2 separate regions of the Homo sapiens genome follow, and region 2 is linked to region 1. Evidence: read pairs that join two places in POLR2A ChIA-PET (ENCODE). Cell type or tissue: MCF 10A. All regions are shown on one strand. Each heading gives the region's core, and the rest is flanking DNA. Links, peaks and the distances in the headings are about the cores only.

Region 1 (16,249 bases), core at 8,389-12,388:
CCTTAATGTCAGCAAGGGCTGCACAACGAGTTTCAACATGCATTTATTCAGGAGATGTACAGAAATCCTAGTTACTTAAAAAATTTTTTAAAAGCCTGGTACCAGATGCTTGCTTTAGAATAATAGGGACATCTAATTACTTCTAAATTCCTCAGATAAGAAATGTTGCCTCTGGATGGTCAGCTTGATGGTCACCAGGTGATCTTTGCTCTCCTCAATCAGTTTTTTTGTTTTTTTGTTTTTTATTTTTTTTTGAGATGGAGTTTCATTCTTGTTGCCCAGGCTGGAGTGGGATGGCGCGATCTCGGCTCACCACAACCTCTGCCTCCCGGGTTCAAGTGATTCTCCTGCCTCAGCCTCCCAAGTAGCTGGGACTATAGACACACACCACCACACCCGCTAATTTTTGTATTATTAGTAGAGATAGGGTTTCACCATTTTGGCCAGGCTGGTCTTGAACTCCTGACCTCGTGATCTGCCTGCCTCGGCCTCCCAAAGTGCTGGGATTACAGGCGTAAGCCACCGCGCCCAGCTATTTAAATCTTTTACTTATTTTATATTTAATTTTTTTCTCATGACGCAGCCCTCAGGAGATCTTGAGAACATGTGCCCCTTTTTACCTATTTTTCTTTCTTTCCTTTTTTTTTTTTTTTTTTTTTAAGAGACAGGGTCTCGCTCTGCCATCCAGGAGAGAGTGCAGCGGTGTGATCATAGCTCACTGTAACTTGTAACTTCTGGACTCAAGCAATCCTCCCACCTCAGCCTTCCGAGTAGCTAGAACTACAGGTGTGTGCCCCTATGCCCAACTAATTTTTGAATTTTTTGTAGAGACGGGATCTCAATATGTTGCCTAGGCTGCTCTCAAACTGCTGGCTTCAAGCAATTCTCCTACCTCAGCTTCCCAAAGTCCTGGGATTACTATGCCTCGACTTTACCTATTTTTAAATTATTTGCCTTTTTATTATTGTATAAAATTTCTTAAACTGATGTTCCACAAATGTAGTATCTGGAGACCTGTGTGTTCTCAGTCAGGTTTGTTTAATGTGGCTCTTTTTTTCCTTCTTTCCTTCCTTCCTTCCTTTCTCTCTTTTCTTTTCTTCTCTTTTTTTCTTTTTTTTTTTTTTGACAGTGCCTTGTTCTGATGCCCAGTCTGGAGTGCAGTGGTGTGATCTTGGCTCACTGCAACCTCCACCCACTGGGTTCCAGCGATTCTTCCACCTCAGCCTCCTGAGTAGCTGGGATTACAGGTGAGTGCCACCATGCCCAGCTAATGTTTGTATTTTTAGTAGAGACAGGGTTTTGCCATGTTGGCCAGGCTGGTCTCCAATTCCTGACCTCAAGTGATCTGCCCCCATTGGCCTCCCAAGGTGCTGGGATTACAGGCGTGAGGCACTGCGCCCCCGGCCCTGTGGGACTTTCATTTTAATGGACATCTGCCTCTGGCAAAGATGGAGTAACAGGTATCTTCCTGCTTAAAACAACAACAGAGGGCAAAATATATCAAACAACAGTTTTCAGGACACTGGAAATAGGCAATAAAGGAGAGTGGTCTATGAGAGATGAGAAACAAATGAGGCGCCCTCTGATTGTCCCAGCTTTCCATGTGAAAGAGCTTCCAAGCTGTGGCGCAGCAGAAGGAACCTAAGCAAAGCTCAGAGATTTCCTGAATTGAGAAGGAGCTGAGTCTGGAGAGATCAGAAAGTATAATAAATTAGCGGTTTCTTTCTACAGGGTCAGAAAGTAAGTTAGCAGTTGTTAGGGCTGGGGTGGGGGCACAGAAGAGTGGAGAGTGACTTGTAATGGGTACCAGGTTTCTTTCTGGGGTGATAAATGTTCTAAAATTAGACTGTGGTGATAGTTACAGAACTGTGTGAATATACTAAAAACTATTGAAATTCATTAAGTTGTATATACTAAATATGTACAGCTTTTCGCATGTCAGTTATATCCCAATTAAGTAGTTTTTTTAAATCATTGAGTTGTACATTTTCTTTTCTGTGGGGGTGGGGCAGGGCAGGTCTCACTCTGTCACCCAGGTCGGAGTGCAGTGGCGCGATCTCAGCTTATTGAAGCCTCAACCTCCTGGGCTCAAGCAATCCTCCCACCTCATTTTTTTGGATTTTTTGTAGAAATGAGGTCTCATCCAGCCTGGCCAAAATGGTGAAACCCCATCTCTACTAAAAATACAAAAATTAGCCAGCCATGGTGGCAGGTGCCTGTAATCCCAGCTACTTGGGAGGCTGAGACAGGAGAATCACTTGAACCTGGGAGGCAGAGGTTGCAGTGAACCAAGACTGCGCCATGGCACTCCAGCCTGGGCAAGAAGAGCAAAACTCCATCTCAAAAAAAAAAAAAAAAGGTCTCATTACATTGCCCAGACTGGTCTCGAACTTCTGGGCTCAAGCAATTCACCTGTCTCAGCCCCGCAAAGTGCTAGGATTACAGGCACGAGCCACTGTGCCCAGCTGAGTTGTATATTTTCAATAGGTGACTTGTTTGGTATGTAAAGTGTATATTAATAAAGTTGTTTTAAAAATTAAAAGTGAAATAAAGACATGTTCAGACATGTGAAAGGGGAAATAATTCACAACAAGCAGACCCCAATATAAGAAATGTTTAAAGTAAGTCCTTAAGGCGGAAGTAAAAAGAAGGAACAGAGATAAAGATGATGTCTTATTTTTCATTGGAAACAATACAAGCAAGAAGACAGCAGAGTAACATTTTTAATTTCTTTTAAAAAATTGTCAACAAAGAATTCTATATCTAGAAAAAATATCTTTTAGAAATAAAGAGTAGAAGAAATGGTAGCTACATGGTTAAAAAATACGATTTTAAAAAAATTATTTAAAACTGGCTGGGTGCAGTGGCTCATGCCTGTAATCCCAGCACATTCGGAGGCCAAGGCGGGCAGATCACTTGAGGTCAGGAGTTCAGGACCAGCCTGGCCAACATGGCGAAACCCCGTCTCTACTAAAAATACAAAAATTAGCCAGGTGTGGTGGCGGGCGCCTGTAATCCCAGCTATTAGGGAGGCTGAAGCAGGAGAATCGCTTGAACCCGGGAGGTGGAGGTTTCAGTGAGCCGAGATAGCACCACTGCACTCCAGCCTGGGCAACAGAGAAAGATTCCGTCTCAAAAAAAAAAAAAAAAAAAGGAAAGAAGAAAATTATTTAATACTTTTAAAAAGATAGTTGACTATTTAAACAAAAATAATAAGAATGTATTTCAGGGTTTATAACATTTGGAAAAGTAAATGCATGGTTATAATAGTATAAAGGTCAGGAGGAGACAAATGGAAGCACATTATTGCAAGGTTCTTATACTATGCATGAAATGGTATAATATCACTTGAAGGTAGATTTGGGTAAGCTAAAGATAAATAGTATGAATCCTAAAGCAACCACCGAAATAACAAAACAAAGAGTTATAGCTAATAAACCAGCAAAGGAGATAAATGGAATTGTGAAAATACTCAATTAATCTAAAGCAGAAAAAGAGAAAAAATTGAACAAAGAACAGATGGGACAAATAGAAAATAAACAATGGAGCCAGGTGTGGTGACTCAAGCCTGTAATCCCAGCACTTTGGGAGGCCAAGGTGGGCGGATCATTTGCGGTCAGGAGTTTGAGACCAGCCTGGCCAACATGGTGAAACCCTGTCTCTACTAAAAATAAAAAAATTAGCCTAGTGTGGTTGCACGCACCTGTAATCTCAGCTACTCTGGAGGCTGAGGCAGAAGAATCTCTTGAACCTGGGAGGCAGAGGTTGCAGTGGGCCAAGACTGCGCCACTGCACTCCAGCCTGGGTGACAGAGTGAGACTCTGTCTCAAAAAAATTAAAAAATAAATAAATAAACAGCAAAGTGATAGACTCAAATCCAACCACATCAATAATCACATTAAATCTAAATGGCCTAAACACTTCATTTTAAAGGCAGAGACTATTAGATGGATTTTTTTTTAAAGTAAGACTCAATTATTTGCTATCTACAAGAAATGAACTTTAAATATAAAATCTTTAAAAGGATAGGAAGAATATACTATGCTAACATTAGTCAAAAGAAGATTGGAGTTGCTGTATTAACACCAGACAAAGTTGATTTCAGACCAGTCTGGGCAATATGGTGAAAGCCTGTCTCTACAAAGAATACAAAAAATTAGCCAGGTGTGGTGGTGCAGGCCTATAGTCCCAGCTACTTGGGAGGCTGAGATGGGAGGATCACCTGAGCCCAGGAGGCAGAGGTTGCAGTGAGCCGTGGTCATGCCACTGCACTCCAGCCTAGGTGACAGAGTGAGACCCTGTCTCAAAAAACAAAAATGAAATGAAACAATAACAACAAGAGTTGTTTTCAGAGCAAAGAATATTACCAGAGATAAAGAAGGACATTTCATAATGATTAGAGGTCATTTCATCAAGAGGATGTAATAATCCTATGTTTATGCACTTTAACCACCAAACAGAAGGAAAAGCTTCCACTCCCTGAAAAATGGAAACAAAACACAAAAATTATACTTAAATCTCTACTGCTAACCTCTACTGCTATTTCACACACAGGGTACAGAATACAAATTTTGTGTGACATATGAAGAAGTAGAAAACTATGACTCATAATCACAAGACAACAAGACCATCAGGTGATCTAGTTATGAGAATCAGCAGACAAAGGCTTTAAAACAACAATTATAAGTATGCTGAAAATTTTAAAGGAAAAAAAAACACACAATAGGTAAAGAGATAAGGTATTTCAAAAGAAATGGAAATTCAAGAACGAACTAAAGGGAAATTACAAAATTGAAAAATACAGTGTATGAAGACTTACTGGATGAGCTTAACAGCAAATTAGACACTGCAGAAGAAAAAAATAAGTGAATTGAATATAAGCTAATAAAAATTATCTAAATTGAAGTGGAGAGAGGAAAAAATGGTTGAAAAAAATGAACAGAGCATTAGCAAATTGTGGGATAATAGTAAGCAGTCTAACATACATGCAATTAGAGTTCCATAAGGAAAAAAACAATAAGGCAGAAAAATATTTAAAGAAACAGTGGCTTAAAAGTTGATGAAAAATAACAATCCACAGGTCCAAAAAGTTCAACTAACCCCAAGCAGGATAAACTTTTTAAAAATCATACTTGGGGCCAGGCGCAGTGGCTTATGCCTGTAATCCCAGCACTTTGGGAGACCAAGGCAGGCAGCTCATTTGAGGTCAGGAATTCAAAACCAGCCTGGACAATTTGGTGAAACCCAGTCTCTACTAAAAATATAAAATTAGCCAGAGCTGGACGTGGTGGCTCACACCTGTAATCCCAGCACTTTGGGAGGCTGAAGTGGGCAGATCACCTGAGGTCAGGAGTTTGAGACTAGCATGGCCAACATGGTGAAACCCTGTCTCTACTAAAAATACAAAAATTAACCAGGAGTGGTGGTGGGTGCCTGTAATCTCAGTTACTGGGGAGGCTAAGGCAGGAGAATCATTTGAACCCAGGAGGCAGAGGTTTCAGTGAGCCGAAATCACACCATTGCACTCCAGCCTGGGCGACTGAGTGAGACTCTGTCTCAAAAAAAAAAAAAACGAAAAAAGAAAAAAAATCACACTTGGTACATCAGAGTAAAATTGCTGAAAACCAAAACTAAAGAGAAAATCTTAAAAGCAGCCATAGGGGGAAAAGACACATTACATGCAGGGGGTAAAATATAAATGTGAGAGTTATTTCTCATCAGAGATCATTAAGCCAAAAATCCATTAACTGGTAAATAAACAAAATGTGCTGTATTCATACAATGAAATACTACTCAGCAATAAAAAGAAAAAAAAACTACTATAGCTATACCGAAATGAACCTTAAAAACATAATTCAAAGGCCAGGCGCAGTGGCTCATGCCTGTAATCCCAGCACTTTGGGAGGCTGAGGTGGGCAGATCATGAGGTCAGGAGATCAAGACCATCCTGGCTAACAAGGTGAAACCCCGTCTGTACTGAAGATACAAAAAATTAGCTGGGCATGGTGGCGGGCGCCTGTAGTACCAGCTACTCAGGAGGCTGAGGCAGGAGAATGGCGTGAACCCGGGAGGCAGAGCTTGCAGTGAGCCCAGATCACACCACTGCACTCCAGCCTAGGCGACAGAGCGAGACTCTGTCTCAAAAAAAAAAAAAAAAAAAAAAAAATTCTAAGTGAAAAGAGCCAGATGCAAAAGACCATAAATTAGATTATTTCATTTATATTAAATATCTAGAAAAGAAAAATCTATAGAGATAGAAAGCACATTAGTGGTTGCCTGTGGCTGAGGGTGAGATTGATTACAAATGGGTAGGAAGAATTGCTTTGGGATGTTATAAATGTTCTAAAACTAGGCTGTGGTAATAGTTACACGACTCTTTAAATTTACTAAAAATCATTGAATCATACCTTTACCATGGGTGAATTTTAGGCTATGTTAATTATACCTTAATAAAGCTATTAAAAAGGTGCTGAGACAGAAGCCACCAGTTTGGAAAGGATAAGAGAAAAACATGTAACAGAAAAAGGGCAATTGGCCACACTATAGAATTATTATATATCCAAGAGAAAATAACCAACAATATAATTGGAAAAAGATTAGGAAATAGGAATAGAAGGCAATTCTAATCTGAACAAACTTATGAAAAGATGCTCAATCCTATTAATAGTTGGTGAAATACAAATTAAAATCATGATAATCTACAATTTCACATCCATCTGGTTGTCCAAAAAAAGGGTCTGACAATACCAGTGTTAGGATGAATATGGTAAAGTTAAAGTGTCCAGGCTCTGCGGCCATCAGTTTCACTCCTGGGTAGACTACTGGAGAAACACAAATGTACACAATAAGATCTTTACAAGAATTTCCATAGCAGCACGGTTTGTAATCGCAAAAAAATTAGAAACAATAAAATAAATAGGCCAGGTGCAATGGCTCATGCCTGTAATCCCAGCACTTTGGGAGGCTGAAGCAGGCAGATCACAAGGTCAGGAGTTCTAACCAGCCTGGCCAACAAGGTGAAATCCCATCTCTACTAAATATACAAAAATTAGCCAGGCGTGGTGGTGGGCACCTGTAATCCCAGCTACTTGGGAGGCTGAGGCAGGAGAATCGCTTGAAACCGGAAGGCAGGGTTGCAGTGAGCCGAGATTACGCCATTGCACTCCAGCCTGGGCAACAGAGTGAAATTCTATCTCAAAGAAAAATAAAATAAAATAAATAAATTAGAATGTAGTTGTACAATGGAATATTATACAGCAGTGAAAATGAGTAAACTAAAGCTATATGCATTAACATGGATGAACTTTACAAATTTGTTGAGTCAAAAAAGAAAATTGTAGAAGAATATACACAGCATGATGTTATTCATATAGTTAAAATGCAATGCATATAGAGTGTATAATATAGTAAAAAAAAAACATATGCATGGGAATAATTAACTCCAAGTTCAGAATAACGTTTCCTCTGGGGGGAGAGAAAGGAATGCAATAGAGGAGGAGCTTAAACTATATTTGTAATGCTTTATTTCTTTTTTTTTTTTTTTGAGACGGAGTCTCGCTCTGTCGCCCAGGCTGGATGGAGTGCAGTGGCACGATCTCAGCTCACGGCAAGCTCCACCTCCCAGGTTCATGGCATTCTCCTGCCTCAGCCTCTGGAGTAGCTGGGACTACAGGTGCCTGCCACAACGCCTGGTTAATTTTTTGTATTTTTAGTAGAGATGGGGTTTCACCGTGTTAGCCAGGATGGTCTCGATCTCCTGACCTCATGATCTGCCCGCCTTGGCCTCCCAAAGTGCTGGGATTATAGGCATGAGCCACCGCACCCGGCCGTAATGCTTTATTTCTTAAACTCAGGGCATTTACAGATGTGATGGTTAAATTTTATGTGTCAACTTGTCTGGGCCAAAAGATGCCCAGATATTTGGTAAAATATTATTCTGGATGTTTCTGTGAGGGTGTTTTTGGTTGAGATTAACATTTAAATCAGTAGAATGAGTAAAGCAAATTGCCCTCTCTAATATAGGTGGGCCTTATCCAATCAGTTGATGGCCTAAATAGAACGAGAAAGGCTGACTCTCCCCTAAGTAAAAGCGAATTCCTCTTGCCTAACTGCCTTCAAACTGGGACATTGGCTTTTTCCTGCCTTCAGACTTGAACTGAAACACTGGTTCTTCCTGGGTCTTGAACTTGCTGGCTTTTGGATGGGAACTACATCATCAGCCCTCCTGTTTCTAAGGCCTTCAGACTTTGGACTGGAACTAACATGCTATAGACTCTCCTAGGTCTCCAGCTTGCTGACTCACCCTGCAGATCTTGGGACTTGTCAGTTTCTACAATTGCATGAGCCAATTCCTTATAATAAATCTCTTTCTCTCTCCCTCTCTCTATTTCTCCCTCTCCCTCCCGCCTCTCTTTCCCCCTCCATCCCCTCCCTGTCTATCTATAGTGTACATTCTATTGATTCTGCTTTTCTGGAGAACCCTGACTAATGGAACAGATATGTTTGTTATATTATTCTGTATACCTTTTGCAGGCCTAAAATAGTTCATAATAAATTTTAAAATAAATAATGAATGAATAGACGTTAAAATGTCAGATGCTATAGAGGGCAAGTAAAATGAGAACTGGAATATGTACATTAGATTAGCTATTAAGAGGCCCATGATTGCCTTTGTAGGAGTGTTCAGAGTGGAGGCCTAATGGTGATGGGTTGTAGAGTGATAGGGGGTCTACACACAATTCATGGAGTTTAACAACAAAGTGAAAAAGAGCTCTGGGTCTAGAGTAGGGTGCAAAGGAGAGAAAGGGTTGTGTTGTTGTTGTTGTTGTTGTTGTTGTTGTTTGAGACAGGGTCTCACTCTGTTGCCCAGGCTGGAGTGCAGTGCAGTAGTGCAGTCTCGACTCACTGCAACCTCCGCCTCCTGGGCTCAGGTGATCCTCCCACCTCAGCCTCCCGGATAGCTGGAACCACAGACATGAACTAATTATTTTGTATTTCTTATAGAGATGGGGTTTTGTCACCTTGCCAAGGCTGGTCTCGAACTACTGGATGCAAGCAATCTGCCCGTCTTGGCTTCCCAAAGTGCTGGGATTACAGGGTCAAGCCACCATGCCCAGACAGAGAAAAGAGTTTTAATAATGGAAACACTTCTCTGTGCTGTGGGGCTTCCATACTAATTCTGTTGGAATTATCAGAGTCCTGGTCCTCCTTTGGTCGCTATGACTATTCCAGTAGAGATTCTGGAAGACTTGAACTTCGTCTCTGTGGGTACAAAGTGATTTTTTTTTTTTTTTATGTTTCACTCTTGTCACCTAGGCTGGAGTGAAGTGGCACGATCTCGGCTCACTGCAACCTCTGTCTCCCGGGTTCAAGCAATTCTCCTGCCTCAGCCTCCCAGGTAACTGGGATTACAAGCACCCACCACCACACCCGACTAATTTTTGTACTTTTAGTAGAGCCGGGATTTCGCCATGTTGGCCAGGCTGGTCTCGAACTCCTGACCTCAGATGATCCACCCACCTAGGCCTCCCAAAGTGCTGGGATTACAGTCGTGAGCCACCACACCTGGTCTTAGTAAAGATTTTTCAAAGAGCACAGTGCTACTGTCTCTCATGGAAAGAAAAGTATTAAACCCATGATGATTACATCTTAGTCTAAGGGGAATATTAAACCCACAATAAATTAAGCTAAAACTTCACAAAGACTCTGCAAGGCGTTGGGGCAGGACAGGGGGTGGGTAAGGAAGGGGTTGATTGTAACTGGAAAATCTTGGGCTACTTGTGGATGGTGTTTTTTTTCTTTTCTTTTCTTTTCTTTTTCTTTCTTTCTTACTTTTTTTTTTCCTCCTAAAGGTTGAGCTTGGCTAAAGGAGTGTTGCTAATGGTTTCCCAATTTAGTTTCAAGGGGATTGGCAGCAGGGTTTTCCAGGCCACAAAGGCTGAAGGGGGACATACTATTAGTCTGTCTCACTCCTCCCAGAAACTCAGTCTGGGTTTACTGTAATTTCATCTTAGTCTCGTCAAAGGCACTCCAGATGAGGAGATTCTGAGCTGGGGTATTTCTTCCTACCCCTCCCAGACAGATTGCAAGGTTTTTCCAATACTGCATTCTCCCTGGGGCTCTCCCTGGTTGGCGTGGAGAGAAAAGCGCCAGCAGGGGTCAGCAGTGTCCCACATCTGGCCGGGAGCTGCTTGCCACATGTGCTGTTTCTTCTGGCACGGCACTGTCAGAGATACTGGGGAAATTGGCGAGCACCGTTCCATTGAGGCGTTAGCATCATTATGAGCATCGCAGGCTCAAGATTCCTCTCCCTGAAAGTGGGGTGGGCTGGATGAGTGGAGGGTGTGTTCTTTATAAGCACTATGTGGGGTGTGGGTGTAGAATCCAGACATCAGCAATGCCAACTCACCATCTGGTTTTCTATCGGGAGGTTTTTATGTGTATTGGCGTGAGCAATATATTGTGTCGGTCTGGGTGTCAGAGGACGCGTGTCAGAGTTGCCTTGTTGAAATTTTCCCAGGGACCTGGGATTTCTGGATTCACCCGGTATCCAGGCTCTCCCAGAGCGGCACTTTAGCTGGCCAAGGCCTGGAGCAGAGTGTGTGCAGCGCTCCCACGGCCGCCTGCCCGGGCCTGCCCCCGACACATGCTTAGTGGAATTCTCCCGTGGCAGCCCAGAGTCTCCGGAACGAAGGTCTCCACAGCCAAAGCCACGCAAGAGGCTCTCCTGCTCTCATTTCCAGACGCACCCTCATCCTTGGCCTCTCCCTGCCTCAGTTCTCTTTGACTCCTCCGGTCCTTGTTGCTGCTCAGCTCCAGGGCACCCCCACCTCCCAGGACAAGTCCCCTGACTTTACAGCTTACAGGCCCAGAATAACAGATGGCCAGAGGCATCCCATTCAAGACTCCCCGCCTCCTTCCTAGCTCCTCAGTCTCTCCCACCCCAATGTGGTGGTGCCCAGGGAGGGGGTCAGGAAACCACAGAGGGCCTGTGGGAGGCGTACAGCTGGGGACAAGCGTGGGCTGGAAGAGGAGCCCAGTCTGTAGCTGAGACTCCCAGGGCCTCATGACCTTCCAGGCAGCCTCCACCGCTGCTATGACAGGCAGATGCCCGACTTTCCACCTGCTTTCTGACCTGGCTTTGGCAAGGCCTGAGCACCTGGCCTGCTTTCCCAGGAGTACAGTTACAGCAGCTGATCTAGGGAACAGGTGTGGGCTCCGTGTCACAGCTGCTGCTGAGCACATCTGTACCCACAGTGAGGAGGCTGCAGCTGCAGCAGGGCCTGTCAGTCACTCATACTCTCCCCGGAGTTGGGCTGGGGGCACTGAAAGGGCCAGGGGTGGAGAGAATCTGAGATAAGCATTCACAGAGCACCTTGCTCCTAGAGATCCCAAAGTGTGACCCCTGACAAGGTTTTCCCACAGTCAGCCTCACTGGCACCAGCAGCGTGGGAATTAGGGCTGGATTCTCCCCTTCTGCCTTGCTTCCCAGCCCTTGGGCCACAGTCAGCTCCTCCTCCTTCCTGGCTAGCTCAGCTCAGCTTTTGCAGGATGGAACTCTGAATCCTGGCTTCCAGTGGCTCTCCCAGAAAACTAGGAGGGAAGTGCTTGGAAGAATGGCTCTTTATTCATGCAAATGATTTCTTGCCATTTAAGAGCCTCAAACCACAAAATCAATTAAAGAGAAAAGGGGAAGATTTGGGGGTCTGTGCCAGCCACTGGATGCAATGCTTTACCTCCATCATCTTATCAAATCTTCCCAGCAACCCTACTGCATAGCTATTATCAAGATCATTTCTGTTTCCCAGAGGAGAATTCAAGGTTACACAGTTAGGATGCAGTGAATCTGGGATTTGATTGCCGTCCTGACTCCAAAGCTTGCACTCTGACCACTGGGCCACACTGCCTCAAATCTCCCATTCTCTGTTAAATCCAACATCTGAGCCCCATTCTTTCTCCCTTGCAGGGAATCACCTGCCTACCTCCACCTCATCCATTTCTCACCACAGCTGGATTCACCTCTACAGCCTTTACCTCCAGTCGTATTTGGCAATTCATCCTTTTCCAGCTCCTATCATCCTCCCCTACCCTCACCAAAGTGGACATCGCAGCCTCTAAATCTGAACGGAGCTGACACCTAGCACCCACCCTCTCACCAGCTACCTCTGGGTTCCCCCACCCGGTATTCCCTTCCTCACATCCAAGCCTGTTCCCCTCAGGCCCTGTCATGGCCTGAAATAGTCTTTGCCCCTGTCTACCACTCTCCAGGGTCCCTCTTGACACCTACTTCTGCTTTCCCCTCTCAAGACACCTTTTCTTGGCATTTTAAGACTATTTACTGACTATTTATTGATATAGGAAAATGCTTACAGAATGTATTAGGAGTATCTTACACTTTTTTAATAATTATGTATGTAATACATGAATAGATTCTCCTTGTAAAAAACAAACTCAAACACACAGAAAAAGTTAATGACTCCCTTGATGACTGCCAGTTTGAAGTGTTTTTCCAGACCTTAAAAAAATATACTTTCATACAAGCATATGTACATATAGAAAGATATACTTTAATGGGGCATCTTTCATCATAAATTGGATCATAATGTGCAAATTGTTTCACAACTTTTATTCTCTGTTTGTTTTCAGACAGGGTCTCACTTTGTTGCCCAGGCTGGAGTGCAATGGCACAATCATGGCTCACTGCGCCCTCCACCTCCCAGGCTCAAGCCATCCTCCTATCTCAGCCTCCTGAGTAGTTGAGACAACAGGCATGTGCCACCATGTCTGGCTAATATTTTAATAAAATTTTTTGTAGAGACAGGTTCTCCATATGTTGCCCAGGCTTTGATTCTTCTAATGCTCGGTATTAAGACTCTATGACTGTGTATTATACATAGAGTTTACATGTGAGTAAGTTCTGGGTGGAGAGACACTATTCCTTGCTAGGGCCTTAAGAGTCTGGCTGCAGCTCTGCTATCACATGGGCAAAACCAGCTACATAATTTACAAGATCCAGTGCAAAATAAAAATGTGACATTTCTTGTTAAAAATCATTGTGAATTTCAAGATGGCAACAACAAAGCATTAAACCAAGCAGGGGGCCTTTCTAAGCTTGAGCCCCCGTGTGACTGCACAGGTCATATGCCCATGAAGCTGGCTCTGCAGAGACTAGCTGACCGTTGGACTGGCTGTGTCCTGGATTCTTTTAGTTAATGCATTCCGTGTTCTGACAATGGACATTCCTGTCTCAGCCTCCACATTGGATCTGGTCCCCTGATTCTGCACCCAACATTCCTCAGCCACATTCCCTGCTCCAAAGCCAGAGCTCTATGTATTCCAGCACAAGCAAAGTCCCAGGGTCCATGCCTGCCAGTCAGCATTGCTCTGGAGGCACCCACAAAGATGGCAAAGATGGGGGGTGAAGGGGGTATTGGACAATGATATTCCTGTGCCTCGAGTGGAAAGTCTCTCAGGAGATAAGAGAGGACTGAAGTACCAACCAAGAAACCCGGGTTTCATTCCCAGCTCTGCCACTAAATTTACTGTGTCCTTAATTGGCAAGTTGCTTAACATCTTGGCACTGTTATCTCTTTATCTGTTAAAGGAGAGAGTTTGATTAGATTGTCTTTAAGACCATTCCCACTTCCAGCTCTAAAAGTCTGTATTTAAGTGACTCTAAGAGACTGTAATAATAATAGATAACATTTGTTGACCATTACCTTATGCCATTTACATGTTGATTTAATGCTCATAACAACCGTATGAGGCAGGCACTGTTATTCCCATTTTACAGTTGAGAAAATTGAGACTCAGTTTAAAACATGCATGGGGAACAAGGTAGCTTTTTGGGGTGGTGGAAATGTTCTAAAACTTGGTTCTGGTCATGGCTGCAGAACTCTGTAGATTTAGAGTTGTATATTTCGAGTGGGTGAATTTTATAATATGTAAATTGTACCTCAATAAAGCTGTTGAAAAGAAATAAAGAAATGTGCTGAACTAGTACATGATCAAGCTCTCCACACTGCTATGGAGACTATCAAGACTCCTTTCCTCTGCATATATGTAGTATTTGAAAACATGGACTCAGGAGCCAGACTCCTTCAGTTCAAATCCTACCTCTATCACTTACTAGCTGAGACCCAGACAAGACACTTGACCTCAATTTCTTTACCTGTAAAGTGGAGATAAAAAGTGGTACAGATTTCATAGGGTTGTTGTGGAGATTAAATGGGTTAATATATGTTAAATGCTTAGCATAGCAGTTGGCACACAGCAAATGCTATATAAGTAGGGACTATTATTATCTTCCATACCACAGGATTGCCACAGCCAGAACCAGGCTTCTTAAAGGGGCAGGTTTTCTCCCTGCAAACCCAACCCCTATTCTCCTGGGCCCCTTAAAGAAACACCTCCTCTTCAAAGGCCATCTTTGGAAAAACACCACGATGGCTTTCAGTACATCTCACTTCCTGGTAACAGAGAGAGAGTGAGAAACAGCATCTTCCCGATAAGGCAGTGACTCGCTCACTCTCGTAAAACATTCATTACTCTGACAGCTTTTCCCCATGGACTCTTTCTCCCAGGTCCCTGTAAGCTCCAACAGTCAACACAGAGGGCCCTTCTTAAAGGGGGCCCAGGGCCAGTCATGAGGCCCGAGTGGCCAAGGATGGAGATGCCTGTTTTGCCCATGTCCAACCCCATTCCACTAGCCTAGGAAACCCCTCACTGGTTAATGAATCAAGCTAGAAAGGACAAGGATTTTTAGTGGCCAGTCAGATTTCTATCACTGAAAAATGGGTTTTCAAGCACTGAGCCCATAACCACAGTGAATTTGACTGGGGTGGGGAGGTGGGGCGGGGTTGGGAATATGAGCTGATGCTTTCTGTTTGATAATCCCACTTCTGCTTATATGTGAGCAGCACTGCAGAAACCATTTTCTCCTCCATGATCTCACTGAATACTCACCATGCCCTTGGTAGGTGGGTATTCTTGTCCTCTGGGTGTCAACACTCCCTTTTACTGATGAGCAAACTGAGGTGATGCACTTCAGCCAGCATCAGAACCAAGGCATGGAGTCAGGTCTTCTGAAGCTGGGCCCAGTGTTTTTCCACTGTGCTTCAGAGGAGGAAGTCAGAAGCTGCCTCGGACTCCTCCTTAGAAGCTCCAGTGACGCTTATTAAGTGCTCAAGAAAATAAAGCAATGTGCTATCTTCATATTCCTGCCAAGGACCTTACAAACTGCTCTGGGAGCCCCAAACAAGACAGTCCGAAGGATAAAGACAGTCTCCCTGTGGGCCACGTGGAACGCAGGAGCTGTGAGTGTGTTCAAATCCTCAAAGTCCCATGTCAGATAACCCAAGAAACAAATTAGCATTGGTCCACAGACCTCAAGGCGGCAGGAAAACAGGCAAAGCCCCCAAAGAAATCAGGCTGGGGCTGAAAATGTCACTTGCCATACTTCCTGGGGTTCCCAAAACTCTCATCTCGTCGGAGGCCGGATCTGATACTCTATGGGAGTGACAGCAAGCTTCTGGGCTGATTTTTTAAAACTTATTTGTCAGGTTGACATTAATCCTTTCGCTACCCATCTTGTCCCAAAGCAGGATTGGCTCTAAGCTGTGGAGGAGGGGAACAGAGGGGCTGTTGGGTTTTAAGGAGCCTCAGTGAGGCCAGCAGGTCCTGGAGGCCACCTTCTCGGTGGGGAGTGGGGGTACAGGTGACTATGCCAAGGGTCTCCTGCAGTGAACCTGAATCTCCCTCCTTCCATCACTCACAAATCATTTCACGCCCCAGCACCTCTCCCACTCTCTCCATCCTCCCCTCCCCACAGCGAGGTCCTTGCCTTTACCTCTTATTGATTTTCATATTTAAGGAAAATCCATTTGCTAGACTCAGAGCAACTGAGTCATCACTGTGTTCAGACAAAAACTACTCACAAAGTAGGCATTTGGCAGAGGCCACTTCTGGGATGGGCGGGACCCTGTTTCTTACCCAAACAGTGCTCTGTCCAGAGTCTCTTCTGGCTTCTCCTCCCTGCCGCTCTGTCCTATCCACTTTCTCTTTCAGTAGCTTTCATATCCTCTGCCTGTCACCCCAACCAGACTGGCCCCTTTACTCCTTCCTCCCTCAACCTGTCCATATGCTATTATGTTTGCCTACACATACAGGTTCACTGTTGGAAATCTGTGAGTGGGACATTTTTCTGAATTTTTATTTTAGATTCAGGGGGTACATATGCAGGCTTGTTACC
Region 2 (16,249 bases), core at 9,111-13,110, 55 kb before region 1:
GATAAAGAGAGAGATGCTCCAAGCCCTGGGTCTTTGTGGGCAAAGAATTTCACTCAGCAAACTGTGTGGTTACTGCCCTTTGCAGGGCATCTTCATTTGGGGAAAGACATGAAATGCTAATGGCCAAACCCCCCCTCACCCCCACCACCTTCAGGCCGAACACCGCAGTGGGGGGAAGATGCGTAGAGGTGGGGGAAGAAGTGTGCAAAGAAAGGGCCTGGATGGGTGGGGGTCCCAAAAGGACCTAAGCAGCAGGAGACCCCCAGGAGTGGGCTTTAGGCCCAGCAGCTCCCCCTTCTCAAGGTGAGTCCAGAGGCCATTCTGGAGTGGGCCTGGGTACCAGGCCCTGGGTACTCCTTTTGGTACCAGGCTGGCCTCCTGATTCCTGAGGCGTTGGCTCGGCACCCCATGGGGGACTGCCCTCCTCCAGGCCTGGCACAAAGCCAGGGGGCTAAGAGCAGTCTGCAGGACAGAGGGCAGGACCACAGCAGGGAGGGGGCTCCTATGCCAGCTCCCCCTCATGCCATATGAGGCCAGGCCTGTGGCTCGAAGCCCCTGAGCTGGGCATGTCCTGAGAGTCTGGGACCATCCAGGGGCTGCATCTTCATCCTCAGCCCTGCGTAGCCTTCTGCCCTCCTCCCAGGGCTCGTCCATTCCTTCAGCTCCAGCGCCTCCTCCACACGTCCATGCCTTCCACCTTGCCACATGGAGCACAGCCGTGCCCCCACAAGCCAGAGGGAACAACGAAGCTGGCAAGAAAGAACAGCAGTTAGAGCAGGGGCAACAATGGAGAAAGGAGTATCTATTATGAGCTTGGGCATTTTACACCAGCACTTCCCAGCCTTTTCCATAAACATGGAAAACATTTTTTGCATACGTACTGTGGTAAAGGAATCTGCTTCCTCCCAGGCCCCCAAGACCTGAGGGATCAATGTGGATCAATCCTCAGCACAGGGGGTCTGCCTTATACCCCACTTCTCAGCTAAACCCTAACTACAATGTGGGAGGGCATTAACAGGACCATCAAAGTGGGGTATGGCACTAGATGGGGCCCCAGGCTCACTAGGACTCTCTACTGTTGAAGACATCTGCAGGCGGGTAAGGTCGCCTAGGAGGTGGTAGTGGGGAGAGAAGGATCTAGGTTTCCACTGGAAAAATTAAGGCTAGAAGGAAGGCTAAATCCTTTCTCAGCCCTACTCCTACTTCTCACAAGAAGGGAGTGGCATCTGGGGAAGAGGGCACAGGGCTGAGAGCCAGGGCTTCCAGATTCTATTCCTGGCCCCTCCCCTGGGCCTTCCTGACCACAAATCCGCCCCCCACTCCCTGCCCTACTGCTCATAGAGGATTAAGACATCACAAATAACAACTCATGACCCCATCCTGCTGCACCCACCCACCCTGCCCCAGTGCCCCATGCCCTCCTCCAGCTTCTCCTTCCCTGGCCCAGCCAGGCCTGACTGGCACTCAGGGGCAGGTAGACAGCTAGGCCCCCACCCCTTGGCATCAGTGGCCCAGCCTCTGGCGCAGTTGCCTATCCTTCAGCTCCCTTGCTCTCCTAACAGTGAGCCCTAGGGCTCAAAACCCACTGTCAAGAATGGGGACCAGGTGTGGTGGCTTACACCTGTAATCTTAGCACTTTGGGAGGCCAAGGTGGGCAGATTGCTTGAGCTCAGGAGTTCGAAACCAGCATGGGCAACGTGGGGAAACCCCAAATCTACAAAAAAAAAAATTAGCCAGGCATGGTGGCGTGTGCCTGTAGTCCCAGCTACCTGGAGGCTGAGGTGGGAGGATCGCTTGAGCCCAAGAGGTTGAAGCTGTTGAGGCTGCAGTGAGCCATGACTATGCTACTGCACCAGTCTGGGCGACAGGTAGAGATCCTGTCTCAAAAATATATATATAGGCTGGGTGCAGTGGCTCACACCTGTAATCCCAGCACTTGGGGAGGCCGAGGCAGGCAGATCACCTGAGGTCAGGAGTTCAAGACCAGCCTGGCCAACATGGCGAAACCCCATCTCTACTAAAAATACAAAAATTAGCAGGGTGTGGTGGCAGGCACCTGTAATCCCAGCTGTTCTGGAAGCTGAAGCAGGAGATTTGCTTGAGCCCAGGAGGTAGAGGTTGCAATGAGCCAAGATCACACGACTGTACTCCAGCCTGGGTGACACAGCGAGACTCTGTCTCAAACAACAACAACAACAACAACAAACCATACACACACACACACACACACACACACACACACACACACACACATATGTAGAGGAGGAGCTGGATCCCTCAGGCCCAGTCCAGCCAAGGCGGCCCACTGAGGCCCCACCTTCCACTGAGGCCCCACCTTGGGAGCCGGACTCCTTGGCTCTATTTGCAACCCTTGATGGTGCCTTCGCCATCTGGGAGATACTGTCTTTCTACATCAATTCAATGCTCAAACTTTATGACAAGCATTCAACCTAGAGGGAAAGAGGGTCGGCCTCCACGATCCGCGTCCCCACCCTCGGTTGTCCTCAGCTGCCAGAAAGCCGAAGTCCAGGAGCCCTGCTCTGCGTGGAAAGCAGAGGCCCACAGCCTGGGGCAATGTGCAGGCCAACCTCCCTCTACTTCCTTCCACCTGAGTCAGGGCTGAACCAACTTGAAAGAAGGCTCATCTCACCCAGGTATCCCCCTCCCAGGGCTTCCATCTTCCTCTCACACACCTGGATCACATTCTGGACCGGCCAACCTGGTGCCTCAGGGGAAAGTCCGGATCTGCTGGGTTGGCCACTGGCCCAAGCCTCCCATGCCCTCAGTTGGCCCCAGGAACCTCCCCCCTAAGATGTCCGGCTCTGAAGTAGAATGCTAGTCCTCATTCTCTCTGTAGGGGAAAGAGAAGGGAGGGAAGGAGAGAAGAGGGCCCAGTCCCCCGGGGGCTTACCTGCCTTGACCTCAGCACTGAGGTGGTGGGTAGCATGAAGGAAAGATGGTGCGCCCGGTGGTTTAGGACACGAGGGTCCCGGTCCCGAGGCTCTGCCGGGCCCGCACTGTCTGGATGGCCTGCTGGTTCTTGAACTTGACCAGGCCTAGGGTGATCTGGGCGTTCCAGCCGGGATCTTCCAGGGGGCAGCGGAAGTCGATCTCGCCGCCCCCTTCGGTCACCAGCGTGAAGTAGATGTGGCGCCCGGTGCTCTCCACGCACTCCACGGCCTTGATGCGGGCGAAGCTGAGCTCCTTGGGCCGGCCGCCCGTGCCCTTGGCCTCGAAGAGCTGCAGCCCGCGTTCGGTGAGGACGCAGCGCTTCCGCTTCCACAGCTGCAGCAGCCCGCCGCTGCGCTTCTCCAGCACGCCCTCCTTGAGCACGGTAGCCGTCGCCGCCGCCGTCATGGGCGCCCCGAGGTTCGCGGAAAGCTCCAGGCTGCGGCGGGCGCGGCGCCCCTCTCGGCCCCGCAGCGCAGGATTCTGGCGCCCCGGGCTGGCAGGCCGTGCGCGCTGCCCACCTGCGCCCTGACTGCTCCGCGCACCCACACCGCGGCCCTCAGCACCCGGCTGCCGGTGAGGTGGTGTCGGTGCCCCCAGCGCGCTCCGCGCCCACCGCCCCGCTTCAGCCGGCACCCGCTCCTCCGCTCTACCCCAGCTGGCCCAGCCCGACCCGCCTCTGCCAGATGCCTCCGCGCCTCCCTAGGCCGTGAGCCCCACCGCCCGCCCGTTCTCTTGCTCCCCTGGGCTCTGTCTGCGCGCTGGGCGGCAGCTCGCGGGATGTGCCCTTACATGTTCCGCCGCTCGCCTCCTGCGCCGCCCGCCCGCAGCGCATTCCTACCCTGGCCGGCCCTCCCCTCCGCGCCGCGCACCAGCTCCGGCAGGGCCCCGGGGGCGGGGCCGCAGCGGGGGCTCAGTCACTCACTGGAGGCGCAGGGCGCGGGGCGGGGAGGGCCGGGACTGAGAGGGGGCTGCTTACTCAACAGCCCAAGCCTTCTGGCTGCCGTCTGCCGCTTCTCGGAACCGCAGCTCCCCCAGGCCTTGAATGAAGGGGGAGATGGCGGGGAAGGGAGGGGGAAGGCGCATCTCCTCGATTGGAGAGCGCGCTGCTAGCAAGGGGGTGGGCTTGCTTGGCGAACGCGCAGTGGCACCAGTTGCATGTTAGGCGTCAGACAGCTGCTGGTTACTTGGCACGCCATGGGGCCCCCAGCCTCTGCATCAAGCCCATGTTGGGTTCCTCCTCCATCGCCCGATTTCTCTGTGCAGCACCCAAGAGAGGCTGTCCATCGCTGCCTCTGCTTGGACAGTTCACCTGCTCCTACTCCTACCCCCATGCATTGCGCGGGGAGGCCTGTAGAGAGTAGCCAGTGCCAACAAAGGAGAGCTGAGGCTTGAGGTCATTCATGCCCTCCTCGTAGTGGGGGAGGAGGGACCCCCTCCGTGACCTGGGGATGCCACTGTCTGCAGTCCTCTCCACCGCACACTTGCAGGCGCCGACGCTGGACCGATGGCACAGCCAGTCCCAGGTGTAAGCGCAGCTCCAACCTTGCTCCTTCCGCTCCGCAGATTCTGTCCTCCCTCGGCCTTCCCCAAGAATGGACTTCTCCCGCATACAGAGCTGGAGGGGAACGCAGAGGGAGAGGTCTCTTTCTGTTCTGGCTAGAATATTGTGTAAACACAAGAGCTTTGCAGAGTTGAGTTCAAACCTCTTCTCCCTTGTTGGCTGTGTCCTGCCCACCTGGGGCAACTTTACTGACCTCCGTCAATTTCCTCATCTGTCGAATAGGAGGATTAATTTATTCTCATCTCATGGGGTTGTCCTGATGAATAAGTTGGATAACATTTGTGAAAGACCCAAGACAGGACCTGACAACTCTTGAGTCTCAAGAAATGTTCTTCCTCCCCTCTCCCCACTCTTATTCCCTTTAGAGAATGATGGGGGCCCTGAGATTAAGCCAGGCACTGGAAGAGGGCTCTCTTAGGTCCTCATTCTGTCCCCATCTTGATCAGTTCCTCCAGGCCCACAGTTTCTTAAAGGTCTATTCATCAACATGTTAATAATAGATTCTTACGGGAGTAATGATATATAATAATGACAGTAATAAGACCTCTTTGTACTTACACCCTGTGTTGCCATCCTCCTGCCCAAAGAGCAGAGCCTAACAGATACAGGGAAGGTCCTGTTGTGGGGATAGGAGTGCGCTCCTCTGCAGTCCCAAAGTTAGGAGATGAGAGAAGGGAACTGTCAGTGTCTCATCCATAACTCTTTATACACACACACACACACACACACACACACGTGTGACGACAACTAACTCCTAACTCCCAGAATGCCCCTCCAGGAGAGGGAATAGACAGTGGCATTAAAGAAAAGACAAAGACAGGTGTCTCCTGAGGCCCAGAGAGCAGCAGAAGAGGGAGCTCGAGGTGGCCACGGCCCTACCTGAGGGACCCACAAGGTCTCAGCCTGCCTGCCAGCCCTGCCCTCCCATGGCTCCTCCCCACCACTCCACAGGGGTCTCCTGGGTGCACCAACCTGGCACAGTCCTGCCATGATCCAAAGTTCTCTCTCTGAGGAAACAGGGCCCTAGATCAGGCTCTACCCCTAACTCATTTTTTTGTTTTGTTTTGTTTTTGTTTTTGAGACGGAGTTTTGCCCTCGTTGCCCAGGCTGGAGTGCAACGGTGCGATCTCGGCTCACTGCAACCTCTGCTTCCCAGGTTCAAGCGATTCTCCTGCCTCAGCCTCCCAAGTAGCTGGGATTACAGGCATCTGCCACCACACCTGGCTAATTTTTTGTATTTTTAGTAGAGTCGGGGTTTCTCCATGTTGGTCAGGCTGGTCTCAAACTCCCCGCCTCAGGTGATCCGCCTGCCTTGGCCTCCCAAAGTGCTGGGATTACATGCGTGGGCCACTGCTGTTTTATCTCTACCAGTTCCTCTTCTCCCCACACTGGGTCTGGGACTCATTCATGCTCTTTCCAGTTCCAGGTGGATTCACAGTTGTATGGGCTTCGTACAGAGCCCTCTCACATGTTGTAGATGCTCATGATAGACAGATATTATTATCACTGTGGGCGTTTTACCGATGAGAAAAATGAGACCCAGAGAGGTCAGATAATGTAAATGGCGTCACATGGCTTTGAAAATGGCAAAGTCCAGATGAGAATGCATGGTGGCTAACAGGGCCCAGGATCGTTTGATGATACATACCCATACTGCCCATACATGAACATCTGAGTCCACATAGTTCCTTTAAAAATGATCCAGTCACCCATACTTTTCTCTTCAGCTTACTGAGTTGCGAGGTAGCGGGCTTTTGGACACAGGAGAAGGGAACATTGGATAGCAAGAGTGAGCAGATAAAGATGGGGGTGGGGGGCCATTGGAGGAAATTTAGCAGGACATACTCTACTGCTGGAAGGGTCTTCATCAGCTAAGCATCCAGTTCCTAACACGACAACGTCTTCCTGGAGGCCTGAATGGGTCCTTGGAACCTGGAATCCTGTCCTCCAATCTCAAGACCTCTGGGACTAGGGGAGATGATTCATTCCAAATCTTTCCCTAGAACTGGCATCTTGCCTGGTAGCCACATCTGGGAGAGGCTCAGGCCCAGGCTGGATTATTTGGGCCATCAGAAGGATCAAGAAGAACTCAAAAGCCAGGGGAGCAGCGTGCAGAGAGGGCTGGTGCTGCTCCTCCCTTCCTGCTGAGGTATCCCTACCCATCCCCTGGAACAGGAGCTCTGACTTAAACTTCTTGGTTAAGTCACTGGGCTGGAGCAGTGCTGGGCCCTAGAGATACTTACCCAATTCTTTTTTTTTTTTTTTTTTTTTTGAGATGGAGTCTCACTTTGTCACCCAGGCTGGAGTGCAATGGCACAATCTCGGCTCCCTGCAACCCCCGCCTCCTGGGCTCAAGTGATTCTCCTGCCTAAGCCTCCCGAGTAACTGGGATTACAGGCGCCTGCCACCATGCCTGGCTAATTTTTGTATTTTTAGTAGAGATGGAGTTTCATCATGTTGGCCAGGCTGGTCTCGAACTCCTGAGCTCATGATCTGCCCACCTCAGCCTCCCAAAGTCCTGGGACTACAGGCGTGAGCCACCGCGCCCCATCACTTACTCAATTATCATTGACTTGTTAACTCCACATCTGGCTGATGGACAAAATGTCCCATGGTAGCAGCCCAGAGCTGGCTTCTCCCTCTGCCCACCCCAAAGAGAAAGCAGATCTGCACCGTCAGTAAATCCAAGTCCGGCTGGAACAGGCTAGACTACAAAATGGCCCCAGGGAAGAATGTGCTGGAAATGGTTCTAGCTAGGGCTGAGCCACACCACCTCCACACCTGTGTGAGAAGGAGGAAGTCCAAGTGGAGAGGAGGGGTCCCTCTGGGTGGCTACCCAGGACAAGGCGGAAAGAAAGATGGGAATAAGGCGGGTTAGAGGTAAGAATGAGACCCAGAGAGATGCAAAAAGTAACATAGCTTTTGTTTTCTATATTTACTTAATTCTTTTTTTTTTTTTTTTAGATTGAGTTTTGCTCTTGTTGCTCAGGCTGGAGTGCAATGGCACGACCTCGGCTCACTGCAACCTCCACCTCCCGGGTTCAAGCGATTCTCCTGCCTCAGCCTCCCTAGTAGCTGGGATTACAGGCGCCTGCCATCATGCCCAGCTAATTTTTTGTGTTTTTAGTAGAGACGGGGTTTCACTATTTTGGCCAGCCTAGTCTCGAACTCCTGCCCTCAGGCGATCCACCAGCCTCAGCCTCCCAAAGAGCAGGGATTACAGGCATGAGCCACTGCGCCTGGCTGTCTACTTAATCTTATATAAATTCTTCATAAATTGTTAGACTCAATCTAAAGAAAAGTGTTGAAGACAATTTATTAACAAAACAAGACGTACATTAACACTGCAAAAACTTTAAAACTAAGGATGATATCACTCCTTTGCTCAAAAGCCACCAGAGTCTTCTCATCTCATTCTGAGTAAAGCCAAAGTCATTGATGCTACCTGCAAGGCCCTCTAAGACCTGCTCTTCACTTTCTGATCTTACCTCCTGTACTTTCCTCTATCCCTGGCTCCAGCCACAGTCCTCACCATCCCTTGAACTTGGCAACCATCCTTCCTCAGGGCCTTTGCACCTGCTGTCCTCACTGTCTGGAATCCTCTCTCCCAGATCACCAAATGGTTCATTTTTTCACCACACTAAGCTGTGTTCACGTATTACCTTCTCAATGGGGTCTTCTCCCAACACTGTGTTTAAAGCCACAACCCCCTTCCATAGATGTACATACACACACTGTATCCCGTCCCTGCTCAATTTTTCTCTATGGCACATATTAGCATCCACAATTGTATTTTTCTTACTTATTGTCTATCTCCTTTACTTGTGGGCTCTATGCCAGCGGGGAGTTTGTTTTTTGTTTGTTTGTTTTTTTGAGGCAGAGTCTCGCTCTGTCGCCCAGGCTGGAGTGCAGTGGCGCGATCTCAGCTCACTGCAAGCTCTGCCTCCTGGGTTCACGCCATTCTCCTGCCTCAGCCTCCTGAGTAGCTGGGACTACAGGCGCCCGCCACCATGCCCGGCTAACTTTTTGTATTTTTAGTACAGACGGGGTTTCACTGTGTTAGCCAGGATGGTTCCAATCTCCTGACCTCGTGATCCGCCTGCCTCGGCCTCCCAAAGTGCTGGGATTACAGGCGTCAGCCACCGCGTCCAGCCTATCTGTTTTTTTTACCCCTGTGGCTCCAGCACCTAGAACATTGCCTAATACACTGTAGGAACTGAATGAATAATTATCGAATGAGAAAATGAAATGACAATGTACCTGACAAAAACTGGGAGGTGGAAAAGGATAATGCAGAGGAGGGGAAACAATCAATGCAATCTAGAGTTAATGAACTAATGAAAAGAATGTAACTGCATTATTTAAAACAATGGAAACCACTAGATGGTTAAAGGAGATTTTTAGGGCAGCAAGACTATTTTGTATGATACTATAATGGTGGATACGTGACGTTATGCATCTATCAAAGCCTGCAGAACCATACAACAAGAGTGAGTTTAAACCATGAACTTCAGTTAATAGTAAATGTATGAATCTTGGCTCATTCATTGTAAAAAATGTAGCACATTAATGCAAGATGTTAATAATAGGAGAAACTATGGGGGAAGGGTAGGTATGCAGGAACTCTGTTCTATCTGCTCAAATTTACTATACATCCAAAACTATTACAAAAATTAAGTATTTTAATTAAATACCAAAAATAAATGGTTTGCCTGTAATCTCAGCACCTTAGGAGGCTAAGGCATGAGGATCGCTTGAGCCCAGGAGTCTGAGACCAGCCTAGGCAACATAGTAAGATCTTGTTTCTCCAAAATCATTTTTTAAATATAGCCATAGTGGGGTACATGCCTGTAGTCCCAGCTACTCAGGAGTCTGAGGTGGGAGGATGGCTTGAGCCCAGGAGTTTGAGGCTACAGTGAGCTATGATCACACCAGTGCACTCCAGCCTGGGCAACAGAGCAAGACCCTGTTTAGAAAAGTAAATAAAAATTTAAAATAAATTGTTAACAGTTTCTCTAGGTAACAATGAAGAAGAAAGATAGAGACTTATTTTTTCATTGTTCACCAATCTGTATTGTTTGATTTTTTTAAATCCTGTGCATGCATTGCTTCTCTAAAAATCTAGTTAACTGCACAGTACATAAATGTTCATGCGGTGCAGCAGTTGAAAATACACAGATCTACAGGTCTTAGTAGGTTGAGATGCCTGAAATACGTTGTTTCATGGGGAAACATTACAGTACAGTGAGTTAATAAGGTATATAGCATGGCCACAATGAACAAAGTCCACCTCTGTTGTACAGGTTATATCTAACAGGATTCAATTCACAGTGATATGTTACTTATGGAATGTCCAGGATGGGGATGGGCAGTGTGAGAATGCCTGTCATTTTATGAGCATGCTTCAATATGGTTTGGATGTCATACTCATGTATTAGGCATATTTTTAAAATAAAATAAACACATAGGTATTACATAAGTTCTTGAAATAGAATTTCAAACGCAAGGGCTGGCTTCAGAGCAGGGGTTGATTTAGAGGCTTGAATGGCAGTTATTGGCCTCCAGGCATTCCCAGGATTCCCCAAGGTGGGCACATAGAGCCTCCTGATGTCGGGTGTGTACACTAGAACCGAGCAAACCCAGAGCTGAGCATGCAGCCCCTCCTGTCTCTGTAGTTCTGGAGAGAACTCCCCAACCTTGGGGAACACAAAAAAGGGGCTGGTTCCCCCACAGGACCCTGGGCACCTATTCCATTATCCCCTGGCAACTGGAGTTGGAAGGCTCATCTAGGCTGCCTCAATTTGACCCCCAGTCCAGAAAGAGGTGTGTGGCATAGACCAGCGCTTCTCAGACTGCAGTGTGCAAATGGATCACCTGGGGATCTTGCAAATGCAGATTCTGATGGAATAGGTCTAGGGTAGGACCTGAGATTCTGCACTTCTAGAAGCTTCCAAGTAACACTGATGCTGCTAGTCAACAGAACATACTTTAGATAGCAAGGGTCTAGAGCAGCGGTTCTCAAAATGTAGTCTCAGGCCAGCAGAGTCAGCATCAGCTGGGAACTTGTTAGAAATACAAATTCTAGGCTCCACCCCAGACCCGGGTTTGGAGCCCAGCAATCCGTGTTTGAACAAGCCCTCCAGGTGATTCTGACGCCCACGTGTGAGAACCACTGGTGTAGGGGAAGGAGCACTCAGGTAGGAGACAGGACACCCATGTCCTAGCCTAAGCTTGGTGACACCTTACACAATCACTTCCTCTCTCTGACCTCAGTTTCCTCATCTGTAAAATGAAGGCTGTCAAGTTCTATCTTGCAGATTCAGTGCATATTTGAAAAAAAAAAAAAAGCCTGGCTAGTTTATGGGAGCTATGTAACCCCTGTATAGGCAAGAAAAGAAAACATCACTACTCCTTCCTCAACCTGTTCCCTGGATTCCTCAGGCCAGGTAGTGCCTCCTCACCTAGATGGGGCATGAAAATGGGTCTGTTCACAGCCCTGCTCCTCCCCACCCTGCTTCTCCCTTCAGGCTTCTGCACCCACCCTCCAATCCACAGGTCCCTCACTGCTCTCCTCTCCCTGGGAGCTGGGGGCTGGGAGACCCACTCCAGCTGACCTCTCCCTCAGACTTCTCCTGACCTGCTCGCACCGCTTTGATGTACAGCCCTTTGTTCCAGGACTTTGGGGTTTCCTCGGATCTCTGTTTTTCTAAAGGGAAACAGAAGGAAAAACCCTACCAAGGTTTCAAGTCTCTGATGACTTGGGTTTTATGGGCACCATTGCGACAGACTTCAAGTGGGCAGCAACTCTGCAGCCGACCCGCCCAGGCTTGCTCCTGGGCCTGGCTCTCTCAGTGGAAATCCCCTCCCACGCTCAGCCCTTTAATCACTTTCCAGCCCAATAACTTTCCTGATTCACCAAGAATCCCTTTCGTCTTGAGAGCACCTACTGCCCCCTCTGATGGGGCTGAGTCTGGGCTTGAAGGCATTTGATCCCAGCGTGGGTCTTACAGAGATTGGACTTGTGGGCTAATGGTTCAGGTTGGGGCCTGCAGAATTTTCCTTTTTCCCATGCCATCTTGGCATCTGGGTGCCCATGTTGTAGGAAAAAATGGGCTGCCCTGGAATGAATCTCTTCCTTGAGGACACTTGACCAAGGGGCAATGACACTAGGAGGAGACTGACTGATACCCAGGAAACTAGTGGCCTCAACCAATATGCCAATAATAGCCATGAAACCCTTGACATAAAAGTTGCTTTCTCTTTTCTTCTAGTAATAATGTGCTTTAAATGCAAGTAACACTTGAATACATTTTTGTTGCAAAAGATTCAAAACATGACAGTATCTTTTCACCACCCTTCTAGTCCCCCAACCCCAGAGACAACAATCACTTAGCTTGGTTTGGGTCTTGCCAGATATTTGTTTTTACTTTTCACACATCTGCACCCAGACTAGTATAAAGCAGCATTCTCAATGGTAATGTAAGGGAGTTGGTTGAAGGATTCGTAAGTCCCCTTCCAGCTGTGCCATTTTCTGCATTTGTGGGTGGCTTTTCCCTCTCCTCCTAAATAGGAGACATTCATAGGCTCTCCCTAAAAGTATGGGGGGAGGGGGAATGCACAGAGGAAAATAGGAAAGGAAAGGTCACAGTGTCAACAGCAGTTCCTTCGAGGTGAGGAGATCATGGATGAGTTTTTTACCACTTGCCTCTGATTTTCAAATGTTTCATCATGAGAGTTATAAAGATTATTATTCGTGAGTATGACTTTGATAACAGGGAAGCTCCTATGCAGTGCCATTGTCAAGATCAGGCAGAGAAGGAGGCTGTGAGTTGTCCAGCCTGAGGCTTAGGTCAAGGAGAAATTAACAAATTGCTCAAGGCAGAGGGGTGTGTGGAGGGGCTTAGGGAGGGGAGGAAGGCTCATGGCATATTCTTGGATGTGATCTACAGGAAGATTCATAGAAAGGAACTTCAGAGTAAATCCCATTGTGTGTGAATTAAGAATTAAGTATTCTTAATTCTTAATTCAGGCCCTGGGCTAGACTTTAGGGACACAATGGCAAATGGGTGAATCAGAGTTCTCTACTTAACAGGGACTAGCAAAAGAAGGGGAGGAAGAGTTCACATCTTTAGGAATCCCACCCTACTTTTGCAAGAAGATATTCCTTCCTACTGAAGAAGACCCCAGAGTTAAGCATTAGATCTTTGACAGGCTACGATCCTGACTTTGTAGAAATATGGTCTCCATACTTGACTCGGCCTATCTAAGGTGATATTGGTATGTGTACTAGTTAGGATGGGCTAGGTTATGCTGTGCTAAGAAACTCCTCCCAAACCCAATAGCTTAACATAGCAAAGGTCTTCCCACTCATACCATATGTCCTACTTGAGCTGGCAGGGGAGGTATATCTGCTCCTTGAGATATACACATATCCAGGTTGCTGGAGGTTCCATCACACCTACTTCCACACTCTCCACAACAGGGAAAAGGGACATGAAAACTTACATCGTGCCTATTAAAGAAGTCTGCTCAGATGGCCAGGCACGGTGGCTCACGCCTGTAATCCCAGCACTTTGGGAGGCTGAGGCAAGTGGATCACCTGAGGTCAGGAGTTCAAGACCAGCCTGGCCAACATAATGAAACTCCGTCTCAACTAAAAATACAAAAAAATTAACTGGGTGTAGTGGCAGGCACCTGTAATCCCAGCTACTTCAGGAGGCTGAGCCAGGAGAATTGCTTGAATCTGGGAGGCAGAGGTTGCAGTGAGCTGAGATCACGCCACTGCACTCCAGCCTGGGCGACAAGAGTGAAACTCCATCTCAAAAAATAAAAAATAAAAAATAAAAAAAAAGAAGTCTGCTCAGAAGTGACACTTCTGGTCTCAATTAGAGGCCACAGCAAGCCACATCACCACATCAAAATTCAAGGGAAGAGGCCAAATGTAACCCTTAAATGTAAACGTAGATATTACTGTGTGTCCAGGAATATCTGTGAACATCTCTTAAAGGACTAGACAGTGTGATTGCCATGGGACTGCTGGGTACCCAGAAGGCAGAGCCACAGAGATACCTCTTCACTCCTCCAGCAGGGAGCAACAATCCCCCTTGGCCTGGGACCAAGACCTTGAACTCTCTTGAAGAGTCAGGTTGAGGTCAACAGAGTGGAAATGTAGAAGGTTCAGGAGCAGGTGCTTCTGAAAAGGAACTAAGGGCTTGTCCAGGCATGGAAAATGCCCACTAAAGGCTTTATTCACGATAATCTGCTTCCTGAATTTTCATGGCCTTTAGGGTGAGTCTTTCTAGGCCCATAAACTCAGGACATCAGAGTTGGGTGGATCCCCTGAAGCTTGGCTGTTCAAGTGTGGTCCCAGGATCAGCAACATCAGCACCACCTACCCCTGGGAGCTTGTGAGAGATGTCCAATTTCAGGCCCCACCCAAAACTAGAATCTGCATTTTAACAAGATCCCCAGGAGATTCATATGCACATTAAAGCTTGAGAAGCATTTCCTCAGAACTAATTTAGGCCAACGTCTTCACTTCGCAAATGAGGAGCCGACACCCAGAGGGGAGGAGGCAGGCCCAAAGTCACAGAGCTGGTTCCAATCCTGGCTCCACCACTTGCCAGGGACTTGAGTAAGTCTCTAAAATTCACTGAATCTCGGTTTCCTCTTATATAATAAAGGGATAATATAATTACCTCCTAGTGCTTATATGAGGATCAAATAAGAAAACATCTAGACCAGTGCCAGGCACATAGTATGTGCTCAATAACTGTTAGCTATTGCTATGGTCCTAACTCACCATTCCAGCACCAGGCCTCATACTCCCAGTACATAATTGTCTCCTCTTAAGGCAAGGATGTTAGGTATAGCACTGCAGCGATGGGACCTGGACCCAGCTGCCTGCATTTATATCCTGCTCAATTTGACCTTGAGAGGGTTGCTGAATTGTTCTTTGGTTCTTGGCTTCAGTTTGATCAGTTATAAGTGGGTAAAATGACAGCACCTACTTCATAGGGCTATTGTGAGAATTAAATGAGTTAATGCATTTAAGGTCTTCAAACAGTCTATAGCATATATTAAGCACACGAGATGGATGAGTAATGTGACAATTAAGTGAGTTAATACATTAAAGGTCTTCAAACAGTCTATAGCATATAGTAAGCACACAAGTTGGATGAATAATAATGTTTCCAAAATGTCCAAAAGAAGACTAGGTTGGAGGAAGTTGCACCCTAGAAAGGCAGGGGACAGGCGTTTCTCAGGGGGAGCTGCCTCTGTTTTTTCCCTTTGACCTATTGCAAGTCCCCAGTCTGTTTCTCTGGCCACTGGACGGCCCCCAACCCCTGGCTGTGTTTTTCCTCCTCCACTGGACTCACTGGGCTCCCTGGTGCCTCCATCAGGAAGCGCTGAAAGGCCAGGGGATCTCTGGTGGGGAGGGGCGGACTCAGGCAGCCGACAGCTGTCTTCAAATCTCTGAAGCGCTGTCATGCAGGAGAGGGATTAGACCTGTTCTGGATGACTCTAGGGGACAGAAATAGGAAGTTCCAGGAAGTCCTCTCTAATCATTAGAACCGTTCAGAGGCAGCCCCAGCTGCGGGGCGGGGCGGGGCGGGGCGGGGCGGGGCGGGGCGCGGAGCTGTTGGCAGCTAAGTGGTTGAGGTTGAGCGGCCGGGTGGAGGCCGGCACCTACTAGGAGGCTGGGCTGGTCCGCAGGTTCTCAAGCCCGGCTGAGCCCGGGCAAGCGTCAGAGAATCACCAGAGCAGCTTGTCGAATACAGATTCCCAGGCCCCACCCAGGCCAACCGAATCAGAATCTCTAGGGGTGGGGCTGGGAATCCATTTTTAAAGGCTTCCCCAATGATTCTCAGAATAAAGGTTGGGCTTGGAGGCGGGGCCGGGGCTGGGCGTGGCACGGAGGCGAGGCGCGGGGAGGGCCGGACCTTCCAGTTGTTAATCCCTGTGTTCCTCACTCCGCCACACTCACCTCCACTGATCTAAGTCGGGGGATCGTTCCTCGCTGGGTGCCCCCCTCACTTGATCTTAGCCAAAAGGTCGAGAAGCGATTGGGAGCCCCTCTCGAATAATTTCTGTGGCCCTTGATTCAGGGATCACTCCCACACTTAATAGCAGCTCTAACGCCCCCCAACCCCCGCTACCCAAGATCTCTATCCTCACCCTCCAGTCGGCCTCGTGGTCTTCCTGTCCCTCCCCAGCCTCTCAGGTGACCCGGACAATTTGCTAAGGCTCTTGGAGAAGGGCAGCCCGAGGAGGCTGGGCCTGCCGCCCATCGGGAGCGGCAGCTATTTTCCATCACATCCTAAAAAGCCCAGGGCTCTACCGCTCCTGCAGCTGGGCATAGCTCCCACCAAACACATTCTCCCGAGGTCGCCCTGGACGCCTTGCTCGGAGATGACAGAAACGAGAAAAGAAATACCTAAGTGGACATAAAGACCTAGCTCACCCTGGCCGGGTGCGGTGGCTCATGCCTGTAATCCCAGCACTTTGGGAGGCCGAGGTGGGCAGATCACCTGAGGTCGGGAGTTCTAGGCCAACTAGCTTGACCAACATGGAGAAACCCCGTCTCTACCAAAAAAATACAAAAATTAGCCGGGCGGGGTGGCTTATGCCTGTAATCCCAGCCACTCAGAGGCTGAGCCAGGAGAATCGCTTGAACCCGGGAGGCGGAGGTTGCGTTGAGCCGAGATCGCACCATTGCACTCCAGCGTGGGCAAC

What was found. ChIA-PET counts read pairs that join two places held together with the same protein. Peaks named below come from ENCODE experiments on the same cell type or tissue, not always from the same donor. Only the 100,000 strongest peaks of a DNase experiment are listed, where the experiment ranks them.
Region 2: POLR2A ChIA-PET joins it to region 1 with 5 read pairs; 10 of 35 experiments call an interaction of 5 or more read pairs at or near these places.

Annotation. Positions count from the first base shown.
Region 1 is chr1:201,520,779-201,537,027 of GRCh38, forward strand. It overlaps CSRP1-AS1 (CSRP1 antisense RNA 1), which reads left to right. Exons shown (of 2, transcript NR_160747.1): 2 at 12,646-14,006. All of the region lies in intron 1 of LOC124904484 (a long non-coding RNA gene), which reads right to left. Among named protein-coding and RNA genes, the nearest start is that of NAV1, 10 kb to the right of the region's middle. In MCF 10A, for the core only: a CTCF peak has its summit at 10,148 (motif pointing right); a DNase peak (open chromatin) is centred at 10,173.
Region 2 is chr1:201,465,430-201,481,678 of GRCh38, forward strand. It overlaps PHLDA3 (pleckstrin homology like domain family A member 3), which reads right to left and starts at 3,759. Exons shown (of 2, transcript NM_012396.5): 1 at 2,912-3,759; 2 at 1-749. The coding sequence starts at 3,357. The coding sequence ends at 2,974. RefSeq lists enhancers at 2,939-2,998, 3,069-3,208, 3,430-4,144, 3,659-3,778 and silencers at 3,279-3,588, 3,799-4,028, 15,089-15,178. In MCF 10A, for the core only: no CTCF peak of the experiment used is centred there; DNase peaks (open chromatin) are centred at 9,892, 10,662 and 11,352.